Linked DNA regions of Homo sapiens: region 1 is linked to region 2. The links are chromatin loops, found by intact Hi-C in ENCODE. Cell type or tissue: Calu3. All regions are shown on one strand. Links, peaks and the distances in the headings refer to the core of each region. The heading gives the core; the rest is flanking DNA.

Region 1 (8,467 bases), core at 145-8,144, 540 kb before region 2:
TATGAGAAACTATGCTTATTACCTGGATGATGAAATAATCTGTATGCCAAACCCCTGTGACATGCAATTTGCCTATATGACAAACCTACACATGTACCCCTGAAGCTAACAATTAAAGTAGTAACTACAATAATAATATATAGCAGCTTAAAATAAAAGAACTGATATATGTTTCCTGATACCCATTGCACATTTTTTTTCCTTTCACATTTTGTTTGTTTGTATTTTGTGTTTCTTTTTCTTTTTTTATTATACTTTAAGTTTTAGGGTACATGTGAACAACGTGCAGGTTAGTTACATATGTATACATGTGCCATGTTGGTATGCTGCACCTATTAACTCGTCATTTAACATTAGGTATATCTCCTAATGCTATCCCTCCTCCCTCCCCCCACCCCACAACAGGCCCTGGTGTGTGATGTTCCCCTTCCTGTGTCCATGTGTTCTCATTGTTCAATTCCCACCTATGAGTAAGAACATGTGGTGTTTGGTTTTTTGTCCTTGAGATAGTTTGCTGAGAATGATGGTTTCCAGCTTCATCCATGTCCCTCCCTACAAAGGATGTGAACTCATCATTTTTTATGGCTGCATAGTATTCCATGGTGTATATGTGCCACATTTTCTTAATCCAGTCTATCATTGTTGGACATTTGGGTTGGTTCCAAGTCTTTGCTACTGTGAATAGTGCCACAATAAACATACGTGTGCATGTGTCTTTATGGCAGCATGATTTATAATCCTTTGGTTATATACCCAGTAATGGGATGGCTGGGTCAAATGGTATTTCTAGTTCTAGATCCCTGAGGAATCGCCACACTGACTTCCACAATGGTTGAACTAGTTTACAGTCCCACCAACAGTGTAAAAGTGTTCCTATTTCTCCACATCCTCTCCAGCACCTGTTGTTTCCTGACTTTTTAATGATTGCCATTCTAACTGGTGTGAGATGGTATCTCATTGTGGTTTTGATTTGCATTTCTCAGATGGCCAGTGATGATGAGCATTTTTTCATGTGTCTTTTGGCTGCATAAATGTCTTCTTTTGAGTAGTGTCTGTTCATATCCTTTGCCCACTTTTTGATGGGGTTGTTTTTTTCTTGTAAATTTGTTTGAGTTCATTGTAGATTCTGGATACTAGCCCTTTGTCAGATGAGTAGATTGCAAACATTTTCTCCCATTCTGTATGTTGCCTGTTCACTCTGCTGGTAGTTTCTTTTGCTGTGCAGAAGCTCTTTAGTTTAATTAGACCCCACTTGTCAATTTTGGCTTTTGTTGCCATTGCTTTTGGTGTTTTAGACATGAAGTCCTTGCCCATGCCTATGTCCTGAATGGTATTGCCTATGTTTTCTTTTAGGGTTTTTATGGTTTTAGGTCTAACGTTTAAGTCTTTAATCCATCTTGAATTAATTTTTGTATAAGGTGTAAGGAAGGGATCCAGTTTCAGCTTTCTACATATGGCTAGGCAGTTTTCCCAGCACCATTTATTAAATAGGGAATCCTTTACCCCATTTCTTGTTTTTGTCAGGTTTATCAAAGATCAGAGGTTGTAGATATGCGGCATTATTTCTGAGGGCTCTGTTCTGTTCCATTGGTCTATATCTCTGTTTTGGTACCAGTACCATGCATGCACATTTCAATCATGGTAAATTACTGAGGTTTGAATCTGGCTTGATGTAAAGATGTGAACTCCTTGGTTGCAGAAACTGCATTTATTTTTCAATACTATGGACTTGTTTACCCAGTAGTCAGTGGAATACCTGGCACATGGTTAAGTAAATACATGTTGAATAAATAATTTTCTTTTGAAAGAAAGTTGATTAATGTAAGAGTTTAATGTATCACTGCCTCCAGAATGGGACAGGCTTTGATTCATTCACCAACAGGGTGGGACATAAACAGAAGTATAGCTATATTCATATTAAAAGGCATCACTCTAATGTTATGGCCATGTTCATTGACTGTTTCCATTCTACCCCCATCCAACTCCCAGAAAAAAGAAACAAAAGAACAGATCAGCTTGGATTCTATTACAGTGCTGATGGTAACAGCATCTGTGTAACCTACCTAATAGGTTGGTGCAAAAGTAATTGTGATTTTGCCATTTTAATGGCAAATTTTAAAAACTGCAATTACTTTTGCACCAACATAATAGTATGCCAGAACTTTTCTTCATGTTTGCTGAGTTTGCTTTCCCTTGAGCTTGTAACAAGTATTGTTTTCTGCAACATTTTATTAGAACTTGATTTCACATGGACTGTGGACAGATACATCCATACTTATTTCAATCAGCTTATAAACTATTATTTTTTAAAATAAAGACATAGACCTAGATTCATATTCTTTCATTTTCATTTGGGGCACTAACTATTATAATATCCCTTTTGAGTATATCAAGTAATTTTAAAGCTTTACTTCCATGTACTAATATATTTTTAAAAATCTCTTTAAGTAGTATCTATTGCCCTTAGGGCCATTTAATGTCAAATTTTAATTTTTTGATAATCATTCTCTTATGTAATTTTTGAGATAGAAGCTGTGATATTATTTGGGGAGCTGGGAGCAATTTGGGGCTTGTTATAGGCATTTTTCCTCAATAAATTATTGAAAGGAGACTAAGGAAAAAATTATGATTATTATAAAATAGCTGATTACATGATAATAAACAAGGAAGTCATCTGGTTATCTTTGTTTTTCCTTCAGACAGTGCTTCAGATTTCTATAGATACAAACATCTAGGTGATTGTATGAAATTGTCACCATTTCCAAAATATTTTCTCAAAAATATATGATGCAGGTTCAATCAAGCCTATGATGATAGGCTTCATTTGTGTGGGTGTGATTAGGGAGGGAGAAAATATCAAAGTACAAAGTAGAACATTTCTGAATAGAGCTACACATGCTTCGATTAGAAAAATCCCAAGATTTTTGTACCATCTTCACATTCCCAATAATTCCGTTTCTACAGACTCCTGTAAAAGGAAGAAATTGGTTGGCATCTCTGCAAGCCCCTCCTAGCCAGAGCAGTCAAGAAAATGCCATACAATGTGTCCCCTTGTTTATTCTACTCAACATGTGCAGATCTTTGTATTTTTGTCTTTTATTAACTTGGCTTTTTGATAATATGGTCATGCACCACAAAACAATGTTTTGTTAAATGATAGACCTCATAGATGACAACAGTGGCCCTATAAGATTGTAATAGAGCTGAAAAAGTTCTATTGCCTAGTGACATCATAGCATAATTACTTTATTTTAAAAATAAATTTAGTGTAGCCTCGATGTACAGTGTTTATAAAGTCTATATTAGTCTCCAATAATATCCAGGGCTTCACATTCACTCACCTCTCCCTCATTGACTCATCCAGATCAACGTCCAGTCCTGCAAGCTCCATTTATGGTAAGTGTCCTATCCAGTTGTGCCATTTAAACATTGTTTTGACCATATCTTTGTCCTACCTTTCCTGTTTAGTTACACAAATATTTATCATTGTGTTATAATTACCTACAATATTTAGTACAGTAACATGCTGTATAGGTTTGTAGCTTAGGAGCAATAGACCACACCCTCTAGGTTTCTGTAAATATCCTCCATGATGTTTGTGAAATAATAAAATTCTGTAAAAATGCATTTCTCAGAATGTATGCTATCATTAAGCAACATGTGACTGTATATGGTAACGGGACACACTTATAAATAAAAGAGATAAAATGGTTAAAATCTTGAGTAGCCTTTCAGAACAAACTGCTGAGAGAAAAATACATTGTGCATTGTGTGTTTGTAAATTTCCAAAGGAAATATATCACGAGGACAAATTGATAGAAGTGATCAAAGTTTTTTGAAAGCGTAACTGGATTGGTGTATAAAGGAATATGTATGATTTGAATTAATTATTTAACGAAATGGATACATGTGAAAAAGACGACGGCTTTTTTTTTTTTTTGCCTTTCTCTGAAGGACAACTGTTGCAGATGCTCTTAGATTTTACATACAACATGGAAAAACTTAAATCATCTTTAATTCTTGGGTGCAATATTTACAAACAGTAATAGCTCATATTTATATCACTCAAAGGTTTGCAAACCTTTTTTCTACATAGTTATTACCTTTATCCATATTGGTATATGGTGGGCAGATGAGAATTTGTCTTTTTTTACTTAAGGGAAATTAGCTCTGAGAGATTAAATAGTTAATGGGGCAATATAGGAACCTGGCCCCCTGAGCCCCTGTGCAAGGGTTTGCCTCCTATTCACCACACATCTTTTGGGCTCTGGGAGCGAATGCTTCTTATGGCACCATCTTGAGCAAATAATTTCAGTTTTTCTGTTTTTTTTTTTTCTTCATTGCCCCCATATCAGATGGATGATGTTGCAAGAATTCTTGGAGATTTACACATAATTTCTGTGTTTTCTGTTTTGCAGAAGAAAGAGACATTATACAAATGCAAGCTGTTGTCACAACAATGATAAGAAATCAGGAGTCGAAAGATGTGGAGTAAGGGGGAATTTCAGAGAAACCACAAAACACAAAATAGGAAACAGAGACAGGAGAAGATTGCTATGACAAAATTGCAGAAGGTGAAATCTTTGGCAGCCTCTTATTTCTCTGGAGAATATGATATTGTCAGGCTGAGGTGGAAGAATCACATGGTCATACTGTAAGTGCTATGGTTCCAAGTGGTAATGTTATTGATCAATTTTCAACCTGAGATTTGTAATGATAATCCCCACAAGTTGCTTGAGATCCTTAACAGTGAGGTTTTTAGTGAGTTTAACCAACTGTCAGTGCTTGAAAACTCGCCTACAGGGGGCAGCACAAATACAAGTAAACTTAGGGGTAAAGCATGAAATGCATCCAGATTCACAATTGTTTCAGGATCTGCTTGCAACTGAAGCACTGTCTGCACAAGATTCGGCTGAGGGAATATATATAAAACAGAATGTTCCTGTATGATGTTAGTTTTAAAGGTAGATTTTTGGCAGTGGGAGGGTTAGCATTAACATTCATAATGTCACCTGTTATATATGTGTTATTTTTACATTTTAATATTTTAGAATACAGAAATGAATATGCTAATATCATTTTGAAGAGACAATGCCCGTATATATATCACTTGGAATTGTTAGAAATTGGTTGAGAATAAAACATGATCCCTTCTTATGAACTTGGAATTGTTAGAAATTGGATAAAAATTAGAGATGATCCCTTCTTATGACTTCAGCCTAGGAGTACATTGTAGAAAGCCAGGACCAAATCTGACACACTGAAACTTTGATTCCTGATTTTCAAAAAAGAAAAAATACTAGGTGAGGTAAACTGGCTTAACAAGAAGTTATGAATCCAGAACCTGGATGTCAGATATAGATGATCTAGGCTGAGGTGCCTATTCTCTGCCCTTTGCCCTATCCTAAAACTGTATGGATGGAAATGAGCCCACCTTTTGCTCTGAACTGGTGCATTCCTTCCTCACTGCAGGTTGAAGAGGTCTTGAAACATTGGGCTTTCCTCTACAAGCGGAAGGATAGCACTGGCAGCCATCCACTGGCCCAGCAATATCCTGGATTGAGACGATATCATTTGCATTACTTGCTGAATGAAACATAGTGAAAATGACTGCAGATAACCTCAACTAAGTCCAAGATATCATTTTCAAATCTGGACCAGCCCTTGCCATCTAGACTGAACAGAGATTCCAGTTTCCAGGAGAGTAGATGGAGTAATGATAAAAGCACCTCCCAAAACTTTTGCCTTGGTAGGTTTTAGATTCAGGAGATATCCGGGTTTCCATTCCCTTCAGATTTTCAATGACAGTGACTTCCAGTTCCCCACAAATTTCCCTTGATTTCCTGACCATAGAGCCACATATTCATGTTCTTTCCATCCATATATTAATACATGGGTATAAGTCAAGGTATAGGACTTCAAGCACTTTGCATGGATGCCCAGTCCATCTCACTGACTGTGTATTCTCAAAGCTTACCACTGGGCCTTAAGCCCTTTATTGAATGTAAAGCATTCAATAAAGAGTTTAAGGGCTCTTTTCTTTATTTCTGCCACATCCAGAATGCTTGGTTTAGTTAGGATCTGAAGAGGAATTGTATTTAAACATCTCATTTAGACCCTTCTAAGGAAAATACCAAGAAAAGAAGGTTGTGATCTTTTTCTTGGTAGTTTCATAATAGAAAGTCTTAAGAACAGTTACAGTTGTTGAAATCCACCCTGTCTCTGATTCATTGAATTGGAGATAGCTATCCAACTACTAGTTGTCCTTTCTCACTAACTCTCTTAATTATTTCTAGGTACTACAGAGTGGCACATAACTAAACATTATCAAGGAATTTTACAGCCCTAGGCCTTCTATTACTGTGTATTACAGTCTGCTGTAATCATTCTAATGGTCTAAGATGTTGCAAGTAATTTACTCACGGCCTGAACACCAGAAGTGCCAAAATTGCCTGGGAGTTTTATTCTGCATCCAACCAGTACCAGGAAGGAGGATGTATTACTTCTCGTTTCTCTACAAGTGTCAGTGCAAATCCAGCCATCAAACAAAACTTAGACCTAAAAGCTTTTAGATTACAGCGATTATTGCAGATTTTACATGAGATAAAAATGTAATTGCTCCATTTCCTTTATTCTTTCTTTCATTTTCTTCCCTCTCACTGTATATTTTAGATTGTCCTGCTTGACTGCCAGGTCAGACCCAGCACACAAAGATATCTGTCATAAGACTGGGGAGCTGCAGTGTTCTTTTTCATAAGAAATGAAATGCTTGAAATTTCTCTTCCAAATGAATCACAAAACTTCCATGGTCATTTTCATTTTAAATTATTTTATGTCTATGTAAACTCATGCATTGCCTATAACGGAATAATATTCCCAGCCATGTGGATAGTGACAGAGAATGAGCTGAAGGCAGCAATACTTCACAGGCAAAGTGGTACATGCATTTTTTTTTCATCTTGCTTTTTTCCTTTTCCATATTCACTCATCCTTTTAAATTCTTTGAATCTACTTTTTCCTCCCTCGCTCCCTTCCTATCCTCCATCTCTATCTTTGTCATTTATTAATTCTTTTTCTTCTTTTTCTCCAGACTTGGATATTTCTCTATCCTCTCATCATTCTCTTTCATACACATTCTCTGACTTGTAGGTCCTAAGATTCTCATATTCTAAAATTAACCCTCTGCTTAACAGGGTATGTTTATAAACCATTGGACTGAGGAGGAATTGCCCAAGTTATCAAAGACATCCTATCAGGAATGTCAGCCTTTTACTCTCATTCATGCTCAGAGAAACAGTGCTGCAGGGATTATAGCCTGGAATATGGCAGAACCAGATTTTAAATTTGTTTGCCCTTTGCCTCCTAATATCCATTTTCCCCTAAGTTTAACTGGGCATATTTCCCAGTTTGCCTTGCAAATGTGTTGCCATATGACTGCACTTTGTCTAATAAAATGAAACTGAGTATGTTTTGTGTAGTTTCTGGGAAGAGTCCTTAAATAGAGAAGGAACTCTGTTCTTATTATCTACCTTATGTCCTGAAATGCTTGTGTGATGGCTGAAGCTCCAGCAGTCATTTGTAACCATTAAGACAAGAGTCTTTTCCTAGGGAGGATGAGATAGAATAAACTGATAACTTTGTGGATTACTCATAATAGTCCTGAATTGCCTATATTTGTGCTTTTTTGTTAAAAAAAAAAAGTGAAACAGATCAACTTTTATTATGTTTAAACTACTTTTTTATTGAAGTTATCTATTCTATGAAGCTGAATCTAATTCTAACTGATGCACCCAGATTTTCTTAATTCCTGTTTCTACTCCAGATGCCCTGATGCTTATCTGAGTTTCTGGAATGATTTCTCATTTGACTACTTCCTACATGTCCCTGTTTCCTAATACATTAATATTGGGTTTGCCAATAAGAAACTTTTTAGAGTTGGAATATTGCTGATCATTTCTGTTTGCTAGATTTTGGTAACCAAATCATTTTGACTTCTAGGATCAGCCATTATTCTGATCCAATTTTGATCCATGTTCTATTCTGCCTGTAAAATGTGCCCCAAAGTCATGTACATAACCTTGACCTTTGGGTTTTGGTAGTTTGAGACCATTTCATTGATATTTCTCAATATCAATGAAAATTCTAGATGTTAATTCTTCATATTTTAAAAATTTTCATGTTGATTCTCACTTTTTTCCTTTGCTAAAGTTTATCTCTTTATTTCTATTAACATTTTTTTCTATTAGTGAGTCCTTGTTATATGTTCAAAACAAAATACTGAACAACTTAATTTACATATATTTTATGATGTAACTTATATCTGACAGTTTAATCTTCCTTAGTACTTCTGGTGAATGCCCTTTAGAATGAGAAGGAGGAAAATTTTACCTAATTATAATAGTTTACATATGCAAATGTTATCAGATTTAATAATCATGTTTCCCTAGAAATGATGAACAAAGCCACA
Region 2 (8,467 bases), core at 389-8,388:
TGTCCTGCATCCACCTCTAGGAACTATATGGGCTTCACTCTCAGAATGTTCTTCCCGGAACAAACCATGCCACCCATGTGAAACAGCCAGGAGTAGATTGTCTAGAAGCTGGAGGGATTAACAATGGGGGGGAAGGTGCTTGGTATATCCACACAGCTGAAACACCTTGCACTGTAGGACAAAATGGGAATTAGTGGGAAAGGAAAACATTGTGAGTGGGCTACGGTCTTCCACTTGCACTTTTGCCCCGGGCCTTGCAAATGTTAGAGCCAGGCCTGGATCTGTGTGGAAATTTTCAATGTTTTTGATTGCTTTGATTTTGTTTGGTATATGTGGGACTGCTGTTGAAACAGATAAAACCTTGAATTGCTTCCATGTTTAGTTTCTGGAAGCAGTCTTTGTCCCAAAAGATCTCCATATTTATGTCTGAAACAACTTATTATAAATTAATTTCTGTATGTTTATGTATGATTTTGAGAAAGACCTATGGTAGAAAGAATCAGAGGGCTCTGAACATGAAGGCAGAAACCATGAAGATTTTTGGAACATATGGAGAATAAAAGCAAATGACTTGTCTTATTTTCTTTGAATTGTATAAGACAAGCACAGAGTGGCACACAGTTTATGGCCAATAAACATTGCTCATCTTTTGATAATGAATGGATGAGAAAGAAACTCCTAAAACAAAATTTCTTGGTTTTCCTCACCATTCTACCTTCCACACCCACCATCAGAATAAAAGCTTAGCTTTCACAGCACCAGCTGATGGTGAAGTCCCTATGTTAGTATTCGGTCAGACTATTCTGACTGGAAAAGTAACAGTAAGACCCCTTAGTTTGGTAGGTATAGTGAGAGAACCTCTCAAGGACTTTGGAGTTAGGCTGGGACTCAGAATGAGATTAGGGATTCTAGCCCTGGCTCTGCCACAAATTAGGTCTAAGATCTTGGTAAATCATTAGATTTCACATTCCTTAGTTAGAAAATCAGAACTATAATAATTCATCAGTGTACTTAGATAAAATAAATAGAAAACAATGTCTTGAAACAATTCAGTGCTATAAACTGCTAGATAGTAATTTAGTTATATTTAGTGCACAAGTAAAGTCTTCTGCTTCTCCGTGTCTACAGTTGAATAGGATATTTCAGATAAAAGTATATCCTGGAATGATATTGTCATGTGGAACATCACAGATATAAATAAGAACTATAAATTTTCTTTAATTTTGTCTGATTTGATGTATTTAAAATAGGACCATACAAACTTTGCAGGCAGTTTTATGACTTGTGGATCCATTTTTTTAATAGACACTAGGCTCTGAAATCAAGCTAGATGTAAGTGAAATTAAGTCAAACCAGCCCTAGGAATACTGCTGAAGAATTCCAGAGAATTTTATCCCAAAATATGGCACCCTGGTATGCTAATTATTTTAAATTACAGGCTCTTGAAAGTCAGCAGATTTTGGAAAAGGCTCTTCTCTGCTATTCCCTTATCTACCTTAAGACTGGACCCACCAAAGAGAACAAAATTACCTTCCCTCTCCTTCCTGATATTTCATTATCTATCATGGAAAAGAAGACTAAAGAATGAAACCACATCTGGATGAAGTTTTTCACAAGATAATGTCTGCCTCTTGGGATCATTTAAATTCCATAACCATATAATTTTGATCTCCAAGTTCATTCATTCTCCCTCATAATCATCTACCACCCCCTCAAAAGGATTGTCTAAATTTTCCATCTCCTCCACCATGAATAAGGGTATATATGCATCTGTAGTCCATTGAGTTAATAGGTAATCTTGTAATTCCCCCATGCTGTGCAGATTAAATAAATCTGTATGCCTCTTCTCTAATTAATTTGTCTATTGTCAGTTCATTTTCAGGGACTCTTCAGAGGGCAGAGGGAATCTTTCCCTTGGCCCATACACTGCCATTATAAGGGGACACTTTTTTTGTAGATATAGATTCATACATTTTATGATGTGTTTCTGCGTTTGGTGGATATGTTGAATTTCTACGCATTCGGCCAGATCATGACTGTGATGTTTAAAGAATACTGCTCAAAATATCAGGACACTGACATTAAAATTCTGACCTTCGCTTTTACTAGTTTCTCAATCTTTGTTTAAGCAAATTAATTATTTATTTATATTTTCATTTCCCATCAACAAGGCAAAGTAATTAGTTCCTTATATTTTCATTTACCCATCAACAATTATAATAAAGACAGCTATTTTTTTTTTTCTACAAAGCTATTGCAAGAAAAAGAGAGAGAGACAGAGACTAGTAAATATGCTTTGGAACATACAAGTTCTTACCCAGATGTTAGCCATCAGTGTTACTATTTTTTAAATTCTAGGCTCAGGAGTAGTTATCCTTTTGCTCCATATGCTTTCATCTGGTTTCCTGTGAGAACAGTGGACTACAAGAACCAGATGATTAGCTGACGATTGAGAGCATCTCCAGAAGAAATCAAAGATGGCTGGTGTAAAGGGGCCAATCCCATTATTGCTACATGACTATAGTTCCTAAAAAGACTGAGAGTTATATGTATCAAGTTAATTTGATACATACAACTTCTTTGGGAAGTCAGCATGTTACTTTGTCTTGCATGGACTTCTTTGTAGTCTTTTTTGTACCTCAGAAACAGTGCCTAGCTGAGACTATGGTTTGTCTAATAATAGCAGCCAAATTTAAAGACTTTATACATCCGAGTGAAACACTGAATCAATTTGATAAGCGACAATTTCTTCTGAAACTAACAAATGCCAAAACTATGAATAGGTACAAGTTTTAAACTAGAAAGTGTGCCATTGATTCTGCTTCTCTGATGCAGAATATACTACATATATTTAATTATCTAAATTCCTGAACAGCATTTGGGATAGAAATTTAGAAGCTTGTGTGATATAGTTCCAGCAATTATATCCAGAAATAAATATCCGGGTGAGTTAAATTAATGTCTTTGTGCATGTACACATGCATACACAGACACAGACACACAGATTTACACATGGCTATGTCTATAGACAGCAAGCTCACATTTATTTATACTTAAATATTTGAATATACCTTATACAATTTTATCTTTCTATCATCAAATTATATTTTTCTCCTTGCAAACCCTGGTATCCTAAAAGATTTGTATTTCTACAATGACATATTTACAAAGATGGAAAGATAATCCAAAGTAATCCGTAATCTCTCATTCCTTGCCCTCCTTCTGCCAGTTTAGCTAAGGAACATAAACAAGAACAGTGACCCAAGAGCCAAAGGGAGATTCTGCCATCACCATCATTTCTTTGTATCCTGCATGCTAACTGTGTTCTTTCTGTGGTTTGATAATTTGGGATCTCAGATTTAGGGATGAAAATTATTACAACTGCATTAAGGCTTGGCTCCCACTTTTCACTGTCTTTTTACTTTCATGGTCATTTAAAAGACATGCCTAGAGTTTGATAAAGCATTGACGACTCTCAATAAGAATAATGTGCACAAATGGATCCAGGCTTCCCAATAAATCTGAATCCAGGCTGAGCGGTTGTCTGAGCATTTCCCCCAGATTTGCTGCAGAATACTGCCATCAAGTGTGGAGTTACAATGGCAGTTTCTAGAGGTAGTTTCAGTGTAGATATGGTAGTGCATGGGTTTTCCAGAGCTCTGATACTTAGATATGATTTCTTTTTCAATTTTTTGACAAGTTCTCAGTAGACACCAAATGCCTTTTAAAATGTTTCAGAGAATCTTGCCTTGATACAGCCCTTTTAACCTTTATAGCAAAGGAGAAATATGTCACATGAAGAACAGGAAAGACCTGTAGACTATGACTCTGCTGTTTATTCAGGCTTTGAAGCAGGGAATGAACAGACATGGATGGCCACCTACTGCCTTTTATGAGTGCCCCAAATTATTCTGCTCAATTTTGTATTATGAGGAAACCTCTACTTAGCTTCTCAACTAAACATGGATTAATTAAAAAATAAATGCACAATCAAACAAAAACTTTCTTTGTTATTTTTAAGCAAGTAATTTGTGTATATAAATGAACCCAAATTATTTACCAAAATGTCCTGAGTAGATTGCCTGGCACAGAGTAAACACTTAAAATCTATATATTGAATGAATGTAAAATTAGGTAATAAAACTCAGTGTGTCATTCAAAATGCATCAAAGTATTCCTCCAGCACAGCACCTTTCCAACCATACATTTTGTACTCCCCTGACCAAATAAAGTTTCTACTCCAACTAATATTGAAAAATCAACAAAAAATTATGTTTTCTTATATCACTGACTTTTTAAAATGTCATTTCTTTTATATACTATATTCTACAGCCCTAACTTTACCAGTAAATATCCTTGGAAATATGCCTCAGAATTCTTTTTTTTTTTTTTTTTTTTTGAGACGGAGTCTCGCTCTGTCGCCCAGGCTGGAGTGCAGTGGCGCGATCTCGGCTCACTACAAGCTCCGCCTCCCGGGTTCACGCCATTCTCCTGCCTCAGCCTCCCGCGTAGCTGGGACTACAGGCGCCCGCCACCACGCCCAGCTAATTTTTTTGTGTTTTTTAGTAGAGACGGGGTTTCACTGTGTTAGCCAGGATGGTCTCGATCTCCTGACCTCGTGATCCGCCCGCCTCGGCCTCCCAAAGTGCTGGGATTACAGGCGTGAGCCACCGCGCCCGGCCTATGCCTCAGAATTCTAATCACTTTTTTATGTCTAATTCAATTGTGTTGGTACTGAGTCTGAATTAATCCTCCTCATCTCTGATCACCTTTAGCACTGAGTCTCAATCTCACATCTGAAATAATTTCTCATCTTTATAAATATCAATGAATATACTTCTAAAGTTAATAAGCTATTTGAGACAGGGTTTGTATTTCTTATTTGAATTGGTCAAGTCCAATTGGCTATCCTGGAGAAGTGATGGCAGTCTGTAACCCTAGTGTGATGGTTAATATTGAGTGTCAACTTGATTGGATTGAAGAATGCAAAATATTGTTCCTGGGTGTGTCTGTGAGGGTGCTGCCAAAGGAGATTTCCATCTGAGTCAGTGGACTGGGAGGGGCAGGTTCACCCTCAGTCTGTGTGGGCACTGTCTAATCAGCTGCCAGTGCAGCTAGAATAAAGCAGGCAGAAGAAGTTGGAAAGAGCAGACTTGCTGAGTCTTCTGGCCTTCATCTTTCTCCTGTGCAGGATGCTTCCTGCCCTCAAACTTCAGACTCCAAGTTCTCCAGCTTTTGGTTTCTTGGACTTACACCAGTGATTTGCCAGGGACTCTCGGGCCTACTACCACAGACTGAAGGCTGCACTGTTGGCTTCCCTACTTTTGAAGTTTGGGGGCTGGCTTCCTAGTTCCTCAGCTTGTGGATGACCTACTGTGGGACTTCACCTCGTGATAGGTGAGTCAATTCTCCTAATAAACTTAAGTCAACTCTCCCTGTCATTTATACTTATATCCTATTAGTTCTATCCCTTTTGAGAACCCTAATACACCTAGACATGTACAGCCCCATCCAATTCACCCAGTGTACTCCACCTCTCTTTCAATGGCACAAAACTTTCAAATTCCACCAATTTTTAGCAAGATATCTTAGACTCCTAGAAGTCTGTGGTGATATGACAAAAGGGAGGTGACTGAAATCTGCACAAGATCTTCTTTTGAACCAAGACCAAGCACCCTCACTTTTATGTTATAGTCATTAATCCATTCAATCTTATAGAAATGTCACTTTTATAAAGTCTTCTATATGTCTGTAAGCAGGGCATACATAAACAAGTCGTTTGCCCTACAAAGCGCTTAGTTAAATGACATAGACATTTTAATTTTGTTAAGAAGAAAACTCACGGGAAATAAGTCAGTGGAAAATGAGAGCAACTAGGGTATATGTCACGTGATATAAAATATTTTAAAATAAAAATATAGACTTTGAGCTCAGAGAAGGCACTTGCCATGAGGCAAATTAGAACATTAGTTAATATACCATGTGTCTAGTATTATCTAATGATGGCACATGTTCAAAAAGTTGGAAGTTTGCAAAATTCAATTAAATTTCAGTCTGGCATTGTAAGCACTTTATATAAAAGGAACAAAAAGTCTTATCCCTATTTCCAACAGACAATAGTATTACATATATTCAGATGATAGCATAGAGCCATAATGACAGGCCCTATGCTCAGTATTTCACATACACTACAGTCCAGTAATAAATATTTATGTGATTTAATGTCTTTGTGTGCACACACATGCATATAAAGACACAGGCACACAGATTTACACATGGTTGTGTCTATAGACAGCAAGCTCACATTTTTTTATACTTAAATATTTACTTATACCTTAGACAATTTTATCTTTCTATCACCAAATTATTTTGATAGGTAGGTAAAATTATTCACATACTATAAAGGAGGTCAAATAGTTTTAGCTACTTAACACATTAAATGTTAGAATAGCCATGATTCGAACTTAGGCCTATGTGATTCTACTCCGTAAACTTTAAAGATTTTATATAATAATATAAAGAATCACTAAAGTCATTCAGTATAAGTTGAGTTGTTTGGTTTGCTGTTAGGGTGATAATTATTAAATAGTTTCTATTGATTTGGGCACAGAATTTGCTAATCATGGTTTCTTCTTTTCTTCCATTGGTGTGAAATGCATATACATGTAATACTCTAAATCGAAATCTTGAACGCCCTTTGAAATACAGCTCAAATATTTGTTTTTAGAAATTACCTGTACTAATTCATCTCATACCATTTTGACTATTCTGATACTTCATATTTTATCAGTGCTTAGATTATCTATTTATATTTACATTTTTACATTTATTGTAAAATGTTTCGTAGTTGGTTCATGAATATCAGTCTAACTTGGTTGCAAGTTCCTCGAGTAAAGGAATCAAGTCTCATTGAAATTTCCATCCACTATTCATTCCTACCTAGAACCCAATATACTAGCTCATAGCATTGCTGTTGGAGAGTTTCCTGTGTTGATTAATATTTAAGTCCAAAAGACTGAGAATGTTTTATGAGTGAAAGAACAGATCACAAAGCTATGAATTCTAAGCCATATTCAGCCTGATGAACCACATTTAGGTAAATAGTTGAATGTTTTGGGTTATAAAAAGGGGTTTGTCATGTAAGGATTATAATATTTAAAAATGTGTTCCTATGTGCTATTGATTTGGTAGATAAGAAAAGGTCAAAAACTGACATAGTAACTAAGGAATGAATTTAGATCCCAACATCATTGAGACAACGTGGCAAGCAGTGTCTTTCAATAGGAAGACAGTATATCTAGGAGGTAAGGGATGTGGGTTGTATTTTCTATTCTTAGATTTACAAAGTGAAATGTAAAGCATACCTCTTAATCTCCTGACCATAGTTTTCTCACCTGTAAAATAAAGATATAATGTTATATATGTCCATAAAATCTCATGGGTGGTGAAGAATAAATGGGATATAAGATAAATGGTATTGTAAGTTTTGTACTAACAAAAAGGATTAATCACTGTAAAAGCACACTTTGTTGGATAGCAAGAATAACTGGCTTTTGTTCTCTTTCTGGAGTATGCATGCTACCTTGTCACTCAGCAGCTGGTCTAGGTTGTGGCACAGCTATTTTAAAGGAATCTCAGTCTGTAGCACTGCCAGTGTACTATCCACTGATTAAGACGCTCTTGAGCTCTGTGGGCTAAGAATTGCTCTTCTATTGTATCCTATCAGTTGTCTAGCATGCATCTAGTAAAAAATGTTTGCAGCAAAGATCTTCATAGATAGGCTGAGTGGAAAAGGCTTGGAAAATAACAAAGTTAATTACTTTGAGGATGGCTTAGAAATGTCATTTTGCCCATTTGCCCAATATAAGAGATGCTATGACTCATTTTTTATGTATATGTATATACATATATATGTGTGTGTATGTGTGTGTATATGTATATGGTGTGTGTGTTTAATTCGGACAATCTTCTATAAGGTGCTAATAGTATTGGGTCTACAGTGGGATTGATCTCTAGAATTAACATCTGCATCTATTCTGCAGAATCAATATGATTTTGAGGATCAAATTTAGAGGTTTATACTAACTGCTGCTTTGAACTAACCTTAGGTCTATTTTGACTAGGAACCAGAGAGTCACTTCCAGCAGTGAAGGAGAAAACTTTCAAATAGCCCCTCTGCATCTCCTACCTGATGGTTAATGCTGGCTGAGGATTTCAGTGACAATTCCTAATTAAGCAGCTATAACTGCAAGTGGACAACACTTGTAAATTCAGCTCTTCTTTTCCTCAAGCCTTACTTTCCTGGATGCACAAAAGACCAACAAAACACTGGGATCAAGGAGAGACGCAGCTTTTGTATAAATGAAAACCAAATATAGCAATATATCAGAGGTCACAATCATGACTGACACAAGTTAGTGAACTACCAATATCCAGTGAGACTGGAATGCTCTCCAGTGGCATCCAT

The links. A loop is a pair of places that touch in the nucleus more often than their neighbours do. Peaks named below come from ENCODE experiments on the same cell type or tissue, not always from the same donor. Only the 100,000 strongest peaks of a DNase experiment are listed, where the experiment ranks them.
Region 1: a loop joins it to region 2, with 5 times the contacts of the local background. A loop is called at or near these places in 15 of 110 quality-filtered maps.

Annotation. Positions count from the first base shown.
Region 1 is chr18:44,322,434-44,330,900 of GRCh38, reverse strand. It overlaps LINC01478 (long intergenic non-protein coding RNA 1478), which reads left to right. Exons shown (of 5, transcript NR_110792.1): 3 at 4,419-4,654; 4 at 5,473-5,749; 5 at 6,297-7,466. Among named protein-coding and RNA genes, the nearest start is that of LINC01478, 210 kb to the left of the region's middle. In Calu3, for the core only: CTCF peaks have their summits at 4,628 and 4,828 (motif pointing right); a DNase peak (open chromatin) is centred at 4,820.
Region 2 is chr18:43,784,512-43,792,978 of GRCh38, reverse strand. No RefSeq gene overlaps it. Among named protein-coding and RNA genes, the nearest start is that of SYT4, 510 kb to the right of the region's middle. In Calu3, for the core only: no CTCF peak of the experiment used is centred there; a DNase peak (open chromatin) is centred at 5,068.